Regions from separate parts of the Homo sapiens genome. Here region 1 is linked to region 2. A link is a loop called in an ENCODE intact Hi-C map of the cell type or tissue named here. Cell type or tissue: Panc1. All regions are shown on one strand.

Region 1 (8,000 bases), 520 kb after region 2:
CTCTAAATGTTTAATGTTTAAACATGCCACCAACAAGCATCTGACTAATAAAATGCAACTTCAAATAAAGGGAAACAATTTACTTCCTATTATTATCTGATACAGGTACTGCTGGAATTCAATTTCCTTTCAAATGTGTGCTTTTTTCAAAGAACATCCAACCACCCACACATTATTTAAAAAACAAAACAAAACAAACAACAAAAAACCTTTGTGTTAGAAATTGTCCCAGAACTGTATTTTGACGTTTTTAGCAACCTGACAAACCACTCTGTTTGCTTTCTTCTGCCAATACAAATCAAGCCAAGGACTAGTTTCTTCATTTATTTCATTCAATGTCACAAGACGACATTATGTCAGGGTAAAGGTCAATCATCAAGAATGCATGCTGCTGCTACAGTGGAAATATAAATATTCACCTGGGCTTTATTTCAAAGACTGGCTCACTGAAACTATTTAATAAGGCCTATAAAACTAGGAGGATGTGGAAAAACAATGTGTAAGAAACATTTTTCTCAACAAATTATATTCGCTGACATCATATAGAAAACTAAAGGTGCTACTTCAAAAACAAGTAAGTTTTAGGTAACTGGCATCAGAAAGGGGTTTTTCCTAGTTGTTTTAACAATCTCATGTTTTTTAAAATTTGCAGGAGTGCTACCCTGCAGGCATCTGTGACAGCATCACGAGGTTTCATATTTAGTGTGGGTGGTTGGATAAAATTGGACATTGATCAGTTTTGTGTGTGCTGAAAGGCACCAGGCTGGAACACTGTATTCAGCATTGGGTATGAGACTGCCAGTGCAGTGGGTTGGAAGATGTATGCATTGGCACTCCGTGTGGAACCAGGAGCTTACTTAAAAGGTTACTGAAATCTTGACTTTGGCAGCTGTCATCTTTAAGTGATCATGAATAGTTAAGAATTAAATCCAGAGCCAGACCTCTGAAGATCAGAGGTTGTGCACGTTTGAGGCACTAACCGTCCTTTATAACATTCTGTCCTCAGAAACAGAAAGCAGGGAGTAGGCCTTTTGGTGGGTGGGTGGGTGGAGAAGTGTTACATAGTTGAGAAAGTCACATTTTTAAAACACTCAGCTAAACTTAACTCTATCAACTTTCTAGGTGGCATTTAAATTAAAACGTCAGCAGATGTAATTACGTAAATAGATGAAGCAACTTTGTAATATTTTACCAAGTTAGGAATTCCAAGGTCTTTTTCTACTACATATATATGTGTTTGTGTCTTCCTAATGTACATTCTGAACCCTTTGCCTCCAAAAACAATTTGAAATGGCTATGCAGTCTCACAGAGCACTCTTATTAATGGCAACAGCCAAAAGACTACTCCATACTATCTGTTCTTGATGACTGGGTATTATAAAGGGCCAGCAATATCTCAAACATGCACAACTTCTAGTCTCCATAGGTGTGACTCTGGATCTAAGGTTTAACTCTTCATGATCACTAAAAGAAGACAGCTGCCAAAGACAAGACATTTTCACAGGACATATGCTTTTCACAGTGACTCCTCTCATGTTCCCTACCACCAGTAAATCAAATATTTTTCCCACCAGAGCTAAAATATGGTAACACAGAATTATTCATGCACAGATGAGTGGCGTTTCATAGATTTGTGCTACAGCATCTAATACATCTAACAGGGTCACAGCATGCCTTCAACATCTGCAATTAGTAATGAAGGTACTGGAATGGTATGATCTATTAGGTGTAAATTAAATATAGGTTTCTGTTAAAGATCAAGCTTATTGGCAAACCTTCAGAAACAGGTAAGAAGAATATAAAAACAAAATTAAGTAAAATAATTTCTTAGTAATAACAGAAAATAATTGCTTTTCTTAAGTGAAAGGAGGCAAAAAAAGCCTCTTATAAATTAGTATGATAAAGTTTAAAGGAAAAATATATAGTTAAACTGGAATTTCAAGCTTCTAGATTCCAGAAACAGGGTTATTTTAAGTTTCCTAATTTTCTAGAAAATAACAACAGGGTTTTTTTTTTGGTACACAGGAAAAGTCCATAACATGAGTATTACTCAGAGTGACAGATTAATAGACATATGCAATACCCACCCCTCCACCTATACTATCAAAGTTTAGTTCTTTTAATTGGAAGAATTTGGTTTTAAGGGAAAAAACATCACAACACATACGAATTATGACTCCACTCCCTAGTGGGCAGAAGTTGGGTGATTTAAATAAGAGAAAACATACAAATATTTTATATTGGAATAGGAAAGACCACATAAACCTTTAAATATATAACATTTCATCAGCTAGCATATTTTTAAGCAATGTTAGAAAAAATTACAGAATTATTGTATAATTACAAAAACATCATTTGTCTATGAAAGAAAACAATTCTAAACCACTTAATTTAAAAGAGGCATTCTTTAAAAATCCCTTTTCCTGGCATTAAAAATAAACTGTCACTGAGAAAAAGAAAAAAATTCTCCCAAAGCCTTCTATCTAAAACACAATTCATATTTTGATGTAAAGAAACCATCCTACTCCATTCCCCCAAATCACAACCTTAAAGAGTTGCTACTTAAATATTAGCCAGTGCTCTGTGAACCATTTTATATTAAAATTGGATAGTTCTAAACACCACACATATAAAAAGTATTGTTTGACACAGTGCCATTTTGATGATAAATTGCAATCTATAGCTCAAATAATTCTACCCAGGGATTAACATTTCAGAGGCTGAGCCAGAGATTATGTGTGTGGATCTTGAATTTCATCATCTCCCTTTGGCACAATAGCTTATTCTTCCTTTTTTCATCTATTCTTTCATGAAGGGTCAGGAAAGCTTAGCCTTGCTATTGCATTCATTTCATCTCTACATTAACCAGATACCTTGCAGTCTTTAGTTCTTATGTGTTATTCCATTACAACTACTATGCTGCACTGTGCTATGGCTAATGAGGTTTGTACCAAATCAAAGGGTGCCATCAAGTGGTTATAATACTCTAAACAGCATTACACTAAATGACTATTCCAGATAGGCTTTCTTCAATATAGACAAACTTGCCACGCCTCTATGAAAGAACACATTAATGGAGCAAGGGGGTGGGGGGGGGGGGCAGCGGTGCAGTGTGGGGTGGTGCAGGAGGGGCAACAGGAGTATCCATATTAATTGTTGTTTTGTATTTTCTATCCTCAGGGATTTCTTTTCCTGCATAGTATATTTATAAAATATAACTTTAGAACCATTGTTAAAATTAGTATTTATGTCAGCAGATTATCAAATGATATTTATTAAGTATAATTCAAGCACGGCAGCAGAACTGGGAACTAAACTTTATCAGTCAAAAATCATGACTATACTGATAGGAGCTTATTTCTGAAAATAAGCAATAATAGTGCACATACTTAAAGAAAGACAGCGTCTTGTCAGATTCATTTCCTATTGCTAATGAAAACTTGCAAGGCTATGAAATACAGCCAGTAATATTTGGTTTATGTCATACAGCCATGCCTGCGGTCTAACAAGGAACATAGCAGTTAAAGTGAGAACGTATTTTCAGTTATTTAAAACTTTCAGCAGTCTACTCAACAGGCTACAGGGGTCCCTTAGAGTTTTGAAGACAGGAATCAAGAACTGCTCTTAGAAAACACACAAGATAACATGCAATTCAAAATTGCCCACTCTGCAGAGCTGGCCAAACTGCTGCTGCCTGCAACTGTCCTGTACCAGTGAAACCTAACACATAGGCTTAAAGCATCTTCATAACTATATACTTAATTCTGCTGCGGAGAAAGCAAATTATCCAAGTTCAGAAATTAAACAAGATGTGAAAAATTAAATCATAAAAGCTAACTTAATCTTTAAGATTCAAGGTGCAGTACGAACACAGTAGCAAACTCCAGGCAAAACTAAAAATCTGTATGATGACATTGATATATTTTCTACATAGCTATTGCAGATTGCCTACAAAAATATTTCTCATCCCACATTTTCTTCTAGAGCCTTACCACTTCCCAATCAAGAGGTAGAGTCTAATTCCCCTCCCCTTTGAACCACGGCAGGTTTGTGATTGGCTTACAGCTAACATAAAATGATGAAGTAACACTATGTGGCAAGGCTAGGTCAAGAAGGTGATGCAACTTACACTGGGAGAGCTAGAATAGTCATTCTTGAAGTCTTTAGCTGCCATGAAAGTAATCCAACTGCCTTGAAAAAAATCCACACTAACCCACTGAAAGAGAGGAAATGGAGAGGCCTTGATACCACATGAAATGCCAGGGTCCATCTCATGGGCTCCAGTCCTTCCTCCCCTCATGTTCTACCCCAACCACCTCAGACTACAACTGCATGAGAGATTTCAAAGCCAGAACTGCCCAGCCAAACCCTAATATGACTATAATCTGATCTATTTAACTGAATCACAAGTGGCAGAAAATTATCAAGTTCCAGCAAGCATTGCTGCACTGCTTATAACAATGTTTAGTTGGTTACATACGGGAATGCAGTAGACAACTAATGCCCACAAAGCTGGAAATACAAAATGGAACAACACGCAGAAAGGTCAGAAAAATGAGATCACTACCTCTGATGGATGAGGAAAGGATGATGTGGTTCAGAAAGAAAAAAAAAAGTTTCGTAAGTTTCATTTGGGCAAGGAGTTATATATGTCCTGGAAAAGACTGGAATGGTATTACAGTAGTTTACAGCATAAGCAGAAAGTTTAAAAATATTTTAGGGCAATCCACATAAAAACACTAGAAACCAATGTAAGAAAAAGTAGGTTGTATAAGAAAGGTGAAGGAGAATACAGGGCCTTAAAATATATATTTTAATAAGAAAAAGAAAATAAAATTTAAAGGAATCTCACTTGGAAAAAAATCACTGATATATCCAACTGCCTTCTGGATATCTTTCCCCCGCCACAACCCACTCCTACCAATTCTTCCTTTGTGTTCTCTATACTGACTAAGAGCAAATTATCTAAACATTCAAACTAGAAATCTGGAAGTCACCCTACACTCTCTGACCTCCCTTAGCCCTTGAAATGAGTCACTAAGAAGTGATTCCACTACCTTCTACACACTTCTGAATCTTTTTCGCCTCTTCTCTGTCTGCACCTGCTAAGGCCACTGTCCCAGTTCACGCCCATGACATCTGTTACTTGGATAACTGAATCAGTTGCCTATCTGATCTCAAGTCCTTCAGTTTTGCACATTTCAATTCATTCTCTATAGAAATATCTTTTTTAAACTGTGGGTTATGATCCATTAGTGGATGGTGAATTCATTTTAATGGGTTGCAAAGTCAATTAAGCGGTTTGCAAACAGCATTCTAAAACATCAGGATAGAACAGAAAATACCACAGTACATCCCACAATACTTGTAAGAGTAAGACTTGTTTCAGTTGTTCACAGGTACATATATGTGTATACTAGATCATAATATAAAATGTATTTCTTACAGCTACAGTAAAAAAAAGTTTGAAAGGTAAAAACTGATTATTTAAAAATACAAATCTGACCATATTATCACTCTGCTTAAAACTTTTCCATGCTTCCTGATAGCTTACTGGAATGATGAATCAGAATCATAGAGGGTCCAGTGGGCAAATCTATATGTTTTCATAGTCCAGAAGTGATTCTCATAGGCAGCCAAGTTTGGGATCCACAGGCTGCTAGGATAAAGTTCAAATTCCTCGGTATGGCACACAAGGCCATCCATAGTCTTACCCAAGATGAGTAAGGGCTCATGTTGATAGCTTCAACCCCTAGTACTCTCCTCACTTTGGGTATAAAGCTGTAACAATTTTATCTCTGTGCCTTTACCAAGGCTATTCCCTCTGTGCTTACCTCAGACCCCATTCTCTTCACACAATTATCTGGTGAGTGAACTTTTAAAAGTCTTTCAAGTTCATGTGGCAACTGCTCCATAAAGCCTTTCCCATGCCCCTGATAGATATGAGTACTCCTGGACGTCTTCAAGGGGCCTGCCACCTGCCTCTTTAGCATCCTCACTATATTTCGATGATTTGCTTACAGATCTGCCTCTCTGACTAGATTGAGAACTACATGCAGGTGAAACTTTGTCTTATTCATATCCCCAATGTTAGGAAGTAAATGTATAACCAATATCACAGTACCCAGGATAATGAAATCCAAAAAACAATCATTCTGTGACCCAAATTAAGTAGAACAATGGTCTCCTTTATAAAAAAATTCAATCTTTCTCTTCTTCAGTTTGAAAAGAAAAAATGTGATTTTGGAAAATATCAAAAGAGGTAGGAAACATATATTGTTAATTGCTTTGGCTGAAAAGATTTAATATAAAGTAAATACATCATGATTTTTAGTGATTTAATTAGTAGTTTTATATCCATTTCATGTCATTTGACCACTTTTCTAAATTTTTCCTAATTTTAAGGGTAAAGGGGAAATTCTTCAAAGTTATTAAGGCTGATTTATTTCTAAATTCATCCTGCCCCAGAGATCTGTGGAACTTTGAACTTGAAAGAGATGATTTAGGGTATCCAGCAGAGGAAATTTCTAAGCAGCAAAGCATTCAGGAGGAAGCAGAGCAAAACATTTGGAAAATTTACAGCCTGACAATGTGATAAAAAAGAAAACCCCATTTTCTGGGCAGAAATTCAAGCCAACTGCAGAAATTTGCATAAGTAATGAGGAGACTAATGTTAGTCACCAAGACAATGGGGAAAATGTCCCCAGTTCATGTCAGAGACCTTCACAGCAGCCCCTCCCATCACAGGCCAGGAGGCCTGGAAGGGAAAAATGGTTTCCTGAGCCAGGTCCAGGGCTCCCCTGCTGTGTGCAGCCTTGGGACTTGGTGCCCTGTGTCCCAGCCACTTGAGCAAGGGCTAAAAGGGGCCAACATACAGCTTAAGCCATTGCTTCAGAGGGTGCAAGCCCCAAGCCTTGGCAGCTTCTACGTGGTGTTGGGCCTGTGAATGCACAGAAGTCAAGAACTCAGGATTAGAAACCTCCACCTAGATTTCAGAGGATGTATACAAAGGCCTGGATGTCCAGATAGAAGTTTGCTGCAGGGGCAGAGCCCTCATGGGGAAACTCTGCTAGGGCTGTGTGGAAGGGAAGTGTCAGGTTGGAGCCCCTACACAGAGTCCCCACTGGGGCACTGCCTAGTGGAGCTGTGAGAAGAGGTCCACCATCTTTCAGACTCCAGAATGGTAGATCCACTGAGAGGTTGCACTGTGCACCTGGAAAAGCCACAGACACTAAATGACAGCCCGTGAAAGCAGCCAGGAGGGGGGCTGTACCCTGCAGAGCCACAGAGGTGGAGCTGCCCAAGTCTGTGAGTGCCACCTCTTGCATCAGCGTGACCTAGCTGTGAGATATGGCATCAAAGGAGATCATTTTGGAACTTTAAGGTTTAATGACTGCCCTGTTGGATTTTGGACTTGCATATGGCCTGTATCCCCTTTGTTTTGGTCAATTTCTCCCATTAGGAATGGGTGTATTTACCCAACGCCCACACCCCCATTGTATCTGAGAAGTAACTAACTTGCTTTTAATTTTACAGGCTCATAGGTGGAAGGGACTTGCCTTGTCTCGGATAAAACTTTGGACTTAGACTTTTGGTTAATGCTGGAATGAGTTAAGACTTTGGGGGACTGTTGGGAAGGCATGATTTTGTTTTGAAACGTGAAGACATGAGATATGGGAGGGGCCAGGGACTGAATGATATGGTTTGGCTGTGTCCCCACCCAAATCTTATCTTGAATTGTAATAATCTCCACACGTCAAGGGTAGGACCAGGTGGAGATAACTGAATTATGGGGGCAGTTTCCCCCATACTGTTCTTATGAGTTCTCAGGAGATCTGATGGTTTTACAAGGGGCTTACCCCCTTTGCTTGGCATTCATTCTGTCTCCTGCTACCCTGTGAAGAGGTGCCTTCCACTATGACTGTAAGTTTCCTGAGGCCTCCCCAGCCATACGGAACTGTGGGTCAATTAAACCTCTTTTCTTTATATTATAAATTACC
Region 2 (8,000 bases):
TGTGTCTCTATCTCCTTCAGTATGCTTTGTGAAGTTCTTGTGCTGTATTTTTCATCTCCATCAGGTCATTTATGTTCTTCTCTAAACTGGTTATTCTAGTTAGCAATTCCTCTAACTTTTTTTCAAGGTTCTTAGCTTCCTTGCATTGGGTTAGAACATGCTCCTTGAGCTCGGTGGAGTTTGTTATTACCCACCTTCTGAAGCCTACTGTCAATTCGTCTCACTCATTCTCCATCCAGTTTTGTTCCCTTGCTGGCAAGGAGCTGTGATCCTTTGGAGGAGAAGCAGCTTTCTGGTTTTTGGAATTTTCAGCCTTTTTGCCCTGGTTTTTCCTCATCTTTGTGGATTTATCTACCTTTGGTCTTTGATGCTGGTGACCTTTGGATGGGGTTTTTGTGTGGACGTCTTTTTTGTTGATGTTGATGCTATTTCTTTCTGTTTGTTAGTTTTCCTTCTAGTAGTCAGGCCCTTCTACTGCAGGTCTGCTGGAGTTTGCCTGGGTATCACCAGCAGAGGCTGCAGAACAGCAAAGATCGCTGCCTGTTCCTTCGTCCCAGAGGGGCATCTGTCAGATGCCAGCAGGAGCTCTCTTGTATGAGGTGTCTATTGACCCCTGCTGGGAGATGTCTCCCAGTCAGGAGTCACGGGGGTCAGGGGCACACTTGAGGAGGCAGTCTGTCCCTTAGAGCTTGAGTGCTGTGCTGGGAGATCCACTGCTCTCTTCAGAGCTAGCAGGCAGGAATGTTTAAGTCTGCTGAAGCTGTGCCCAAAGTCGCCCTTTCCCCCAGGTGCTCTGTCCCAGGGAGGTGGGAGTTTTATCTATAAGCCCCTGACTGGGGCTGCTGCCTTTCTCTCAGAGATGCCCTGCCCAGAGAGGAGGAATCTAGGGAGGCAGTCTGGCTACCGCGGCTTTGCTGATCTGTGGTGGGCTCTTCCCATTTTGAACCTCCTGGCAGCTTTGTTTACAACGTGAGGGGAAAACTGCCTACTCAAGCCTCAATAATGGTGGATGCCGCTCTCCCCACCAGGCTCGAGTGTCCCAGGTGGACTTCAAACTGCTGTGCTGGCAAGAATTTCAAGCTAGTAGATCTTAGCTTGCTGGGCTCCATGGGGGTGGGATCCGCTGAGCTAGACCACCTGGCTCCCTGCCTTCAGCCCCCTTTCCAGGGAAGTAAACGGTTGTGTCTCACTGGCATTCCAGGCACCACTGGGGTATGAAAAAAAACTCCTGCAGCTAGCTCGGTGTCTTCCCAAACAGCCACCAAGTTTTGTGCTTGAAACCCAGGGCCCTGGTGGTGTAGGCACCCGAGGGAATCTCCTGGTCTGCAAGTTGCGAAAACCATGGGAAAAGTGTAGTATCTGGGCCTAAATGCACTGTTCCTCACGGTACAGTCCCTCACAGCACAGTCCCTCACAGCTTCCCTTGGCTAGGGGAGGGAGTTCCCCGACCCCTTGTGCTTCCCATGTGAGGCGATGCCCCACCCTGCTTCAGCTCGCCTTCTGTGGGCTGCACCCACCATCTAACCAGTCTCAATTTGATGAATCAGGTACCTCAGTTGGAAATGCAGAAATCACCCACCTTCTGTGTTGATCTCACTGGGAGCTGCAGACTGGAGCTGTTCCAATTCAGCCATCTTGCCAGCCACCCATATGTCACATTTTCTTTATACAATCAACCATTGATGAAGACTTCAGTTGATTCCATGACTTTACTATTGTGAATAATACTGCAATAAACATATGAGTGCAAGTGTCTTTTTTATATAATAATTTATTTTCCTTTGGGTAGATGCCCAGTTGTGGGATTGCTGGGTTGAATGGTAGTTTTATTTTTAGTTCTTTGTAAAACATCTATACTGTTTTTTATAGAAGTAGTACTAATTCACATTCCCACCAACAGTGTACAAGGGCTCCCTTTACTCCACATCCCTGCCTACATCTGTTTTTTTTTTTTTTTTGACTTTTTACTAATAGCCATTCTGAGTCATGTAAGATGAAATGTCAGTGTGGTTTTAATTTTAATTTCTCTGATAATTAGTGATGTTGAGCATTTTTTCATATGTTTATTGACTGCTTATATGTCTTCTTTTGAGAAATGTCTATCTCTTTTGCCCACTTTTAATGGGATTGTTTGTTCTTTTCTCTTGCTGGGTTGTTTACCAAGGCCTTCTTTAGCATTCCCATTGCCCCAGAGAGCCAAGACCAATATGCATTCATCTGGGAAAAGAGAACGGTGAATCTTTACCGTGTTGCCCCTGGTATCTTTACTTAGCCCCACTGTCTGTTGTGGCCAAAAGGCCTCCAACCTCAGTCAGTGGACCACTCCAGAGGGGTATGTGTTTTCCATTATACTGATGATATCATGCTAACTTCTGAGTCTTTTTCTAGCTTAGAAACTGCAGCCCCAACCTTGCTGTCTTACTTGACCTACAGAGGTACAATGGGTGGTCAATGCAAAGTCCAGGGTCCAGGCGTATCAGTCAAATACCTGGGTTTCATCTAGTGGGGTGAGACTAAATTTATTCAGTCTACCATTATAGAATAAGGTAAAGGCCAACCCACGTCCTACCACACCAGAGCAGCTGCAAACCTTCTTAGGCCTTCTAGGGTATTGATGTCCTTTTATTTCCCCATTTGGTACAACTCCTTAGGCCCCTAGATGGCTTAGTCAAGAAGGAGGGCCACTGGAACTGGTCCACAAAGGAGGATGTGGCCTTGAACAAGCTAAAATCGCAGTGAAATAAATGCAGGCCTTGGAAGTTATAGTGCAGGGATAGCCTTGTAAATTGGAGGTAGCCAGTTACTCTGAGGGGCTTGGGTGGGGCCTGTAGGAAACACACGGACATATACATGTGCCTTTAGGATTCTGGTACCATCTATTGAAGTGGCTACTTTGGGGTATATACCCTGACCCCACTCAGAAAACTGGCTTCTGATTTTGTGGCCCTCACCCAGGAACTGACTTAGCACAAGAAGATAGTCACCATTGTAAAATGGCAGAGACTAAAACAAAATATTGCCATGTGTTTACAGGTCATGTTCCCAAGGACATGAAACAAGATGGAGGCCTGTAGCCAAGTTTGTTACTGATCATTTTGTTGGGCTGGCTTGAACAGCAGTCGTATGGGGTCCTGGGTCTACATCTTAACCTAAAGTACCCTTTCTTCTGACAGAACCATACAGAAAGACACACAAAGCACACAAGAGTGTCTACAGCTTGACACCAACCTCACAAATCCTTTTTCATTAAAACTTTACAGAGAATATTAGCAATTATCCTTATTTATCCCTTTTACCAATTTGCACAGGGAGAGAGAAGCCAAAAGCCCAACTGGTAAGAAATTTTTACCCTTTTGTTGGCATGTCAGGCTTCTGGGTTCCCTTCCTCCTAGCTCAACTCTAAGCCAAGCATTTTAATGGTTGGGAAATTAATTTTTCCAAAGTTGGAAGAACATTATAAAAGAGAAGCCATTTTAAACCATGAAAGAAGGAAAAACACCATAGAAAAGTCTGGTAGTTTCAATTAAGATTGTGAACAGGTATTTCCTATCCTACTGGGAATGGTATTTGCTGTATTTCTTCCCCTTTTCTATTTTCTCTTTTCTCTTTTGGCCCACTATAGGAGACATATTGCTCATCTTTGATATTCTCTGATGCTTGCAGAGCTGCCTGCTTCTCAGCTGTGGTTAGGGTTTGGCTTAGGAGCAGCCTAACATCCTTCTATGAGAGGTCAAATACATGAGTTAAATTTTGGAAAGCTTCTATATACCTATCAGAGTCGTTAGAAAATTGACCTAAGTCTCCCTTTATTTGCCTAAGGTCCTGTAATGACAAGGGAACTTGAAGGGGCCCCAAATGAGGGGGATCATGAGGTGGTTCCCTTCGAAGTTGCTTCTCTAATTTTGGAGAAATATTCTTTTTGGGTCTGCCCGATATGATTGCTAAAAGCACTAGGTTGATTTTGTAACACTTGCAAAGATCTAGTAAAAAGGCCATGCCCTTGTGCAAAAGAAAATGAGCTGCTTTTTCTTTAAAGTCTCAGGGTGAAAGAAGTCCCAGTGCTTCAGAATGCACTCCAAGGGAGTGCAGGTTTCAGATAGTACCCATCTAGAAAGAAAAGTGGAAAAAAAAAAAAAAGGCATCCCTTTGTCTCCTTCCTTTTGGTGTGACTCAGTGTGGAGAGGAAGACAGTGGGGGTGTCCCCTTGCTGTTTTCCCTCTATAGTTCCTGGGTCCTGACACCTTGTTGAACATGCTGCTCATGGTTGCTGGCGTGACCCCCAGCCATGGAACCAGAGGAACTAAGAGATTGGGATTAGTCATGCTTACCCAAGTGGCTCTAGTTCTCTGCCTGTGATTTCCCTTTGACTTCCTAGATTTGTGTGACCTGCCTGGCTCCCTGAAAAATGGATCTCCAGAAAAACTACATAATAGTTGAAGAAGGCCACTTTAATGGAGGGGGTATGCTAGATTGAACTTTATATCCTGCTATTATGGCCTGTGCTGAAGCGTTTACCCATAGAGAATGGTTCAGGCTAACTTCTGAACTTAAAATCCCCTTACTAATTAAGTGCCACTCTAATTGGAGGCAGAACAGGTACCTTAAAAGAACGTAGAGACTGAATGGCCATTTTCCTGCTGATGGGACAGTATCAAGACTAAAATTTGGCTTTGGAGGATATTTTAATGCAATTGTTGAAGGCAGAATTTTCCCGTTTACCAAAGCAGCAGAAAGCCTGGTTTCCAGTAGAGAGGCTCAAAAAGGGAAGATAATTGAGAGGCTAGGGTATTTTGTTGAAGGACCAACAATGTGCCTCATGGATCCCTGTCCCACTAGGTGGCACTGTTGACCTTGAAACACCATGTGCTCTCTAGACCAAGGGCAGAGTGACCTTGACATGCCATGTGCTCTTCAGACCAAGGGCAGATAGAGACCTGGAAATGCCATGTGCTCTACAGACCAAGGACAGAGAGAGACCTGGAAATGCCACATGCTCTCCAGACCAAAGGCAGAGAGAGACCTGGAAATGCCACGTACTCTCTAGACCAAGGACAGAGAGACCTGGAAATGCCATGTACTCTCCAGACCAAGGGCAGAGACCTGGAAATGACATGTGCTCTTCAGACCAAAGGCTAAGAGAGAGACAGTCACTGTGGTGGGGGGAACCCTCTGTTCCTAGAAAATCACAAAGACATCTTCCCTTGAGCTATATCCCCAGTTACTAGACATTCTCTGATATTGCCAAACAATATTACTTACCTGAACTGTAAAACTTCCCACATATATTTCATACACAGGATAAGAGATATGATAGTTGCAAACAGGAAAGGAGGAAATTATGATAGGAAAGTTGGGGATCCTGTTGCTGACACCCCATCAGGGCAGTCAGAGGCTGGGGTCAGTCCAGAAGCCTTTGAATAATACCAGGTGGGAGCTCTGGCCAGAAGAAATATTCATTTGCCCTAGGACTTCTTTCAGTCCCATGCAACAACTAAGTCCTCCATGAAAGGTCTAAAATGGAGGCTGAGAGCCTCAGAAGGAAAGGACAGAGTTGGAGTTCGCTCCCCTCTACTCACCATTTTGATGAATGTTGTACTTGGTATCCTAGACAAGGTTCCCATTATGAAGTGGCTACATTGTCTGGGTTATAAACCCTGGGGTTCATTGTCATGCACCAGGAAAATTTAGGGCACAGACACACATGAGGAGTTTAGGAACAGAGGTTTAATAGGTAGAAGAGAAGAGAAAGAGCAACAGCTTCCTCCGTAGAGGAAGAGGTCTCCTAGCAGAAAGGGCCAGCTGGCCAAGTTTATAGTCCAGTTTGAGGAGGTGGTGTCTGATTTATATAGGGCTCATAGATTGGTTCCATCAGGTATGATGTTTACATAGCAAGCAGGGAAGGCTAGTTGTCCCAGGGCTTTCCAGTTGATCAGTGCCATCTTATCTGCTCCTTACAGCACACGTGGCTGGCAGAGAAGGGAAGATGGAGCCGCCATCTTAAAAATGTCCAGTCCTTAGTTCCTGCCGGCATTCATCCATGCAAGCTCCCAGCTTGCAGGCTGTTCTTTGTTAGAAAATGATCGGGGCTGCTTTTTATTAAACAGAAAAGCCTTTCCAAGGACTCCCATGTCCTTGCTATCTGCCTAAGGGATTTCTTCTTAACTCCTGCATCACTATGGAAGGGGACTGGAGTTAAATGTAATGTCGCAGAGCAACAACTTTGTGCTACATATTATGCCTTACAAGTTGAGGACATTACAAAGAGGGTCTCGAGGCTCGTATGCACCCCGTACCTCACAGCAGGTTGGCTGAAGGGTACCTTCCAGAAACCAAAGTCTATGAATGCCCAGACTGGCCAAATGTGAAGCCTGCCTTCAACAGAGGAGCACATGAACTAATAGCCCCTTGATTGCAGAGCTCCATTTGATGCTTGGACCTGTCACTTATGTTACAACTGAAGGACAGTCTTCAGTGGAGGATGCTGAGCCTCCACAAATCCCTTCCTTTTTACAGTAGGGACAGGGTCCAATTCCTAACCAGGCCTGGTACACAGATGGCTCATCACGATGCAATCCTTGCAACTAGACAGTTGTGGCCACTCAGCCATCCACTGATAGTATCTGGTTTGATACAGGTGAAGGGCATAGTAGCCAATGGGCTGAGCTGTAGGCAGCTTGGATGGTCCTCCTTCATAAGCTGGACCCAGTAGTCCTATGCACTGACAGCTGGGCTGTCTTTAAGGGACTCACAATGTGGCTACTATGGTGGAAAACACAGGATTGGTCAATAGCAGCCTGTGCCCTTTCAGGTGCTGACGTGTGGAATGACGTTCTCCATGCATCCAGAGGATGCATGTAACAGTCTACCATGTGGATGCCCACATTGCATCTACACCACCTGGAAATCAACAGGTAGACAAGCCTAGCCTACATTCTCCTCCTCAAGGAAGTGCCCACAAAAGATGTGGCTTACTGGCTACATAAAAAGACAGGACATTGGGGACCACATACCTTTTGGGACATAGTGAAAATTGAGGACTACCACTATGATATAAAGATATAGTACTCATCTATCAGCAATGTCCTACCTGTGCACAGCAACACCTCAGGCCCTTTCCACACAATACTGAACAGATAGGCCAGGGCTGCAGCCAAGTGCAACAGTGGCAGGTAGACTACATAGGACCTTTGCCTCTATGTAATGGCTGCCAAGGAACCCAGTAATGGCTCAGCCCAAGTCCCAAAACCTCAAAAGTAAGGAAGTCAACATTGTGGCCTCACAGCTGTGGCTGAAGGCCCGAGAGCCCCTGGCAAACCACTGATGTAAGTCCAAGAGTCCAAAAGCTGAAGAACTTGGAGTCTTGAGAGCAGGAAGCATCCAGCATGGGAGAAAGATAAAGGCAAGAAGACTCAGCAAGTCAGCTTCTTCCACCTTCTTCTGCTTGCTTTTCTAGCCATGCTGGCAGCCAATGGGATAATGCCCACCCACATTGTGGGTGGGTCTTCCTGAAGGTGGTTCTTCCTCTCCCAGTCCACTGATTCAAATGTTAATCTCTTCTGGCGACACCCAGAAACAATACTTTGCATACGTCAATCCAATCAAGTTGACAATATTAACCATCACAGATGGCTATCCCCACAGCAATGTAACCGATCCCTTCAAATAACCAAAGATATGTGGCTGGGTGGCAGTATAACTCTCTCCACATGGGGGCCTATCCCTCCCCTTGGGGATTGTTATGGGCCGTGACACCCACAGCTGGCCTTACTTACCCTCTAATTGGACTGGTATATGCACCTGGTGGCATCCTTGTCAGTATGCGTTGTGTCCCGTTTAGATACCATGCATTCCTATTCACTGGGAGAGTGTAAAAGTCAGGTACTGCCAGAAGCATGCATTCTGGAGGTTTTACCCTTTGGCCATTTTTTCTCCCCAAGTGGCAACAATAGATATAGATAGAGCTGCAAGTTGAGGCTAAACATATGGCTGCAGCCATTAAT

Evidence for each region. Hi-C counts contacts between places; a loop is a spot of excess contacts. Peaks named below come from ENCODE experiments on the same cell type or tissue, not always from the same donor. Only the 100,000 strongest peaks of a DNase experiment are listed, where the experiment ranks them.
Region 1: a loop joins it to region 2, with 7 times the contacts of the local background. A loop is called at or near these places in 4 of 110 quality-filtered maps.

The regions. Positions count from the first base shown.
Region 1 is chr2:62,782,495-62,790,494 of GRCh38, reverse strand. The region is part of intron 5 of EHBP1 (EH domain binding protein 1); the gene reads right to left. Among named protein-coding and RNA genes, the nearest start is that of EHBP1, 81 kb to the right of the region's middle. RefSeq lists an enhancer at 5,133-5,202. In Panc1, CTCF peaks have their summits at 2,802 and 3,005 (motif pointing left); a DNase peak (open chromatin) is centred at 2,914; H3K27ac peaks cover 1,034 bases.
Region 2 is chr2:63,297,929-63,305,928 of GRCh38, reverse strand. All of the region lies in intron 13 of WDPCP (WD repeat containing planar cell polarity effector), which reads left to right. Among named protein-coding and RNA genes, the nearest start is that of OTX1, 250 kb to the right of the region's middle. In Panc1, CTCF peaks have their summits at 4,630 and 4,835 (motif pointing right); no DNase peak of the experiment used is centred here.